Regions from separate parts of the Homo sapiens genome. Here region 1 is linked to region 2. Evidence: chromatin contacts called from ENCODE Hi-C or POLR2A ChIA-PET data. All regions are on one chromosome and are shown on one strand. Each heading gives the region's core, a stretch centred on a gene start or an enhancer-like site at or near the end of the contact. The rest is flanking DNA. Distances are from core to core; before and after follow the strand shown. Region 1 has its middle 29 kb from the start of SEMA6D. Region 2 has its middle 240 kb from the start of SEMA6D.

Evidence for each region. Hi-C counts contacts between places; a loop is a spot of excess contacts on that map. ChIA-PET counts read pairs that join two places held with the same protein, here RNA polymerase II (POLR2A). Pooled maps may share reads with other maps.
Region 1: a map of heart left ventricle shows a loop between it and region 2 (4-fold over the local background). The contact joins two enhancer-like sites. A Hi-C loop is called at or near these places in 2 of 168 maps with a recorded cell type or tissue (A673 and heart left ventricle) and 1 of 50 pooled maps. POLR2A ChIA-PET finds 5 or more read pairs at or near these places in 1 of 52 experiments (activated CD4-positive, alpha-beta T cell).

What each region holds. Positions count from the first base shown.
Region 1 is chr15:47,687,542-47,690,241 of GRCh38, forward strand. It overlaps a transcript of SEMA6D not described here. Among named protein-coding and RNA genes, the nearest start is that of SEMA6D, 29 kb to the right of the region's middle. Within about 2 kb of position 1,375, at least 2 of the 41 ENCODE cell types and tissues checked have a DNase peak (open chromatin) inside an H3K27ac peak, as active enhancers do.
Region 2 is chr15:47,472,628-47,475,327 of GRCh38, forward strand. It overlaps a transcript of SEMA6D not described here. Among named protein-coding and RNA genes, the nearest start is that of SEMA6D, 240 kb to the right of the region's middle. Within about 2 kb of position 1,369, at least 7 of the 41 ENCODE cell types and tissues checked have a DNase peak (open chromatin) inside an H3K27ac peak, as active enhancers do.

The sequences.
Region 1 (2,700 bases), core at 125-2,624, 210 kb after region 2:
GAAAGGCCCCCTTAAGCCATATTAAACGATTAGATCTTATTATAAAAGCAACGGAAGCCCACTGAGCAGTTCAAGCGGGAAAGTAACATGATCAAATATGAGCTCTAGAAGTATCAATCTGGAAGCATGTGGAGAATAAGCATGTTCAGAAGGGATCCCGGCAACAGAGGCTGACAGCCAGCAGCAGAGAGAAAAGTAGCAGAGAGAGATTTGTGGAGTAGAAGCAACCAGATGTGGTAAGTTTTTGGATTTGAGATGTGAAGGATGGGGAAGACATCGATGATACTTATATTGAGATTTCTGACCATCATTATAGGATGGTACTGTTTAGGGAGATGAAAATATTGGAGGAACAGCAGTTTAAAAAGAGAAAATAAGGGCTAAAATTTAGGACATGTAGAATTTTGATAGCTCATGTTCCTGTGCGCTATCCAACTACAGATGACCAAGATACAGTTGAACATAAGAACCTGGAGCTCACAAATGAGGTCCAAACTAACTTAATGAGGTACATATTTGAGAATCAACATATATGTAGTAACTAAAACCATGGGAATAAATGAGACAAGAGAATTAGATATAAAATATTAGAAATGAGTTTGAATTTACACTAAGTTCATAGAGTCCACAGTGTGACAGTGTGATGATAGTATGTGTTAACCCAGAATGTATTTGGCTCTAAAATAAGATAGGGATAGTTGTATTCTCCTTGAAGCTGATCAGGTCATGCTGAGCATCATACTGACTATTGGGTGCCATACTAGAAGCAGCTTCAGAAGGGAGTCCTGGTGATGAGAAGGCTGAAAACCGAGATAAAACCTAAAAAATATTGAATAAAGCATGAATGTTCAATCTAAATACAAGAAAATTCTTCAAATATTAAAAGGACAATCATAATAGAAGCTGGAATAAAATTATTATGTCTTCATTCATTCAACAATTATTATTGAAGGCATTGTCATGGGAGTATTTAAGCATAGGCTGGGGAAGAGCTGTTAAGGGTTTTATAGAGTATGAAAAGATCAGATAAATGAGTAGGTTAACAAACCTTTAAGGTATTTTCCAACCTTGAGACTCTGATTCGCATTGACTAGAGATGGGAGGGACATTGATGAGGCAACATAATTTCAGCAGACTACTTGGAAGAGGACTTATTTTCAAGTTTTGAGTCTACCGTTTCATAATGTAACCTGGCAACTTCACCAAACTGTACTTCAGTTTCTTCACTGAAAGATGAGGGATTGACGAAATCTTTGGTAAGGTCCCTAATGAGAGTTTCTACACACATTACCAATATATCTCAGTTATGTAAATTTTTCACAAGCATATTTTGGTTGGATGAAAGGACTGTTTAAAAAATGAGGGCTTTCAGGGAGGCAAAGGAAATGACTCATGGGCCATCGTGCAAGTTGGCAAAGACAGTGTAAACCAATTTTGAATCATGGATAAACAATTTTGAATCATTACAAATATAATGGATTTAATATTCCTCAAAGATCCACCCAGGAAAAGGAGGGTCTGGGAGGCAGTGGCAGAAATATGGATCATACAGTAATGCCCTTCCCATACCTGGAAACAGATATGAGCTTAGACTTTACATGGCATAATTTATCAGTAATATCTGTTCACATTCACCATGCTCAACAATACACTCATATTCAGATTCTTAAAATATATCCTTCTTGTTTCAGTCACCCCTTTGAATTTCATTTTTATATGGATAACTGGAATATCTCTAGGTTTGATAACCTGTTCAGAAAATGCTGAAATCCTAGAAGATGCTATAAGAAGGCAGTCTTGGACAGCATGTAACTGAATTCAGTAGTAAAAGCTGATTGGCTCTTTCATAAATAAACACATATAAAATTACACCAATGAGATGGCAATATCCAGATAACTTTGTCATGCTTAGCCAATTGGCTATATCTTAGAATAGGAATCCTGGGCTTATAAATCAGCTTCTAGCTCAGTGAGATGATAGGAAAAAAGAAAATAAGCAGACCTCTGCATTGCTTTCTTCAGGTCTTGCCTTGGACACTGGGTAAAATGAGGAAGGGCCTCTACTTCCTTCAGAGCCTTTAACAAAGAGCCCCAGACAACCTAAAGGCTCTAACAAGGAGAGAGACTGGTCTTTAGGAATCCTAATTTTCTCTGGCCCTGCCACCACCTTCAGATGCCCTGCCAACACACTGAGAGATGAGGACTTCCTGTTTCAGAGCAAAGTTCTTACTCCATTCCCTCCCCTTCTTCTGGGCATGTCTCTCCGCAGAGGACTGACTTCCATGACAGTCTGATGAAATGAGCTTGCCGGGGCACACAGCTTTTTGGTATGCATAAATGTGCTCATCATCATCTCTTTCCTATTCACAGCTCCTCAGGGGTTTCCTGGACAGCAAGAGATTTGCTACGGGTGGGGAAAGCAGGGATTTAGAGCAAAATGTTTCCTGGGCAGGCCAGTTCTGCTGTTAAAAACCCCCTCCATGGCCATCCGCCTCCCTTTCTCTATGCAGGGGAGTGTTTCTGTCACAGGGACAGAGGCTCTGGCTGCTCCAGCAATTACACCTTGCGCTGCCCATCTGCAGACATGGTGTTTAGCCCATTGATGAAGTTATAGGCAGTAGGAAACAAGTTGCATCTACTGAAAAAGTCAAAAGCCTCAAAACGTAAGTGATTCCCTCTTAGGGCCTTAGGTCATTGTAC
Region 2 (2,700 bases), core at 119-2,618:
CTGAGCTTTAGAAGAAATCAATAACATATTAAAAATATCAAAAATATCAATAAAAATACCAATAACATTGATATAAAAAGTAGAATTGAGGATTAAATGAGATACACATATATAAAGGAGAGATAGGTGAAGACTGAATCCTGAAATTGTTCAATGTGGAAAATATTGATTTGATTTTTGGAACTGGATTCTGAAGTCTAAGGTAGGAGGTAGAATCACTTTTTTTGGGTTGAAGATGCTTTTGTTCTGTCAAGGACTACTTGCCTGGTTGCTTATAGTTATGCAGATAATAGAGCAAATGACACCCATTTTTCTGGAGAAAGACAGTGCCAATGTTTTGTGTAGTACCTGCCATTTGAAACTGTAACTGTGATAAGTTAGACAGCACTCTGCTCTCCAAAGAGTCATGGGAACTTCCTGGAAAAGAGACATTCAGACTCTACGTCTTCTCTAGGGTCAGTCTGAGGAAAAGAAAATGCTTTGCTAATCCTTTGGACAGCCGTGAGACTGGGGACATAGATGAGAGGAGGAGGCAGACAGGCCTCCCTGGAAAGGAGTGGCAGCCTCACCCTCACTTCACAGCTGGCAGTACCCACTGCACTCTGGGCCCTTCCCCTCAGCCACTGCAGAGGCAGCTTTGGTTCCAGTCCAAAACCGGGGCTAGAGAAGATTTAGGATTTGTGGAGCCAGTGGACCCTTGATAATACCAGGCCAAATCAGAGAGTCGGTACCTCTTGAGAGAGGGTCTGTGGCTGGGCCAGGGGAGTTCCTGAGCCAAGAGACACCAAGGCCAACTTTGGAAGTCATCTACATCACCTGTCAAAGCCAGTAATTATGCTGAAGTCCCCTGACTCACATTACACACTCTGAAAGAAAGAGAGTCACTAGCTGGCTCTCCATCAAGTCCTCAGGAAGTCTATATGTAAAATAGAGATTTGGTACCAGCATTATGCCTCTTCATAAAGTATGAACTTAAATTTTTCATGCGTTAGAGAATTGGGGTTAATGCTTAAAAAGAAAGCTTCTCATAAAATAAAACTAATGAAATATGGCTCTGAACGGATTTCAGAGACACGTCTTCCAGACTGCCTGGGGTCCCCTGGAAGGAAAAGGTTTGCTCTGATTATCAGCAAACTCTGAAAAACTGTGACTACACTGCTCGAAACTCATCATTTTCTTTCTTTTTCTTTGACCCAGAAACTCCTTCTTTCCCCTTGGACTCTTAAAACATCTATTAGTGACTATATTGTGATGGTGGCTTTGTAATCTCGCAATTCTGGCTCTTACATGGGGCAAGAAAAAAAAAATTGTTGGCAAGCTCATCGGGTTCTGGAAAGGCTGTGCCTTTCCCAGCTGGCCAGGGGAGCCGGAAGCCTGGGAAGGCTGTCCACAGGCTTTCTGGCAATGGTATAGGAAGAAAAAAGGAGAAGGAGGCTTAATTCCTAGCTGGCTGGACCTTGGAAGGTGGCCTCTTTTCCCTTTGGCTCATGAAGCTGAATAGAAGGCCAAGAATTCTAGCTGAGTTCCTGTCAGCTTGTCGCCTTGCTTTTGGACTCATGGAGTGAACTGAGTTGAGAAGAAGCTGAGGGCTGCCTGAGGCAGGCTTACCACTGAGCCATGAGGAAGACAGACCCTCCCTGTCACAATTGGAGTCAGAATATCTTAGCCAGAGGCCTCTCTCCTTTCAATTTAGAGAAGTAGATTGAAGAGTAAATGGCCTAATTAATTGTAGAATGTTTGCTCAATATTTGTTTTTTTTCTATTATACCATGAAATTACCATAAACAAAAACTACACTTTTATTTCTAGGCAATGAAAACCTTATTGCACAAAGGGTATGTGGCATTAAGTCTTAAACTTACAAGTATATCTTTCACAGCAAATGTCACATGACTTTAAAAATCATCTTAAAATATGATTCTTCTCAAAGCGTCTTGTGTGACTTCAATGAAATACTCATATGTGCAGCATCCCTCTAGTAGGTACTGACTTATTAAAGCCATTTAACACCTACGCAAGTTGCTACATGCAAAGAGGCACTAAGTCTTCGTTATATTTGTTTCTTCAGTGCTTAATATTGAGGCAAAAACAGTGATGCTCAGCAAATGGTCCCTTTGTCATTTTCCCTGTATTCCTTGGCCCTTTTGCAATCAGACAGGACACTGTGACCAACTCTAGACAATGACGTGTGATTGGAGGTAATACGAATGTCACTTGCAGACTAAGAGAATGAAAGCTCTCATGCAATGCTTCATGATTCTATGGTACGATGTTGCGGCACGATTTCATGGCCATCTAGCAGGCATATATTCTGGATGATATAGCTACAGGGTGATAGAGTCTCCTTCAACTTGGATCCTTGAGTGACTGTGTGGAGCAGAGTCCCTGCTGACATTTCATTGGCTATAAAATATGAGCAAGAAATAAGCCTTTGTGACATTAAGTCACTGATATTTAGGTGTCAGTTTGTGGCTTGCATAATAGAGCCTGACCTGACAAGTGCCAAGCAATTAGTGTACATTCAGTTAATTTTTGCTGAAAAAAGAAAGCGCTCTCATTTACCTAAATAAAAGCCTAAATCATAATCATACCAATAGCAATATATTCGAGCCCTGTTTGTGTGCCAGGCATTGTGCTAAGTCATTTACATTTATAATTTTATTGATGTTGCATAACAACTCTATAAAGTATCATCCCCAT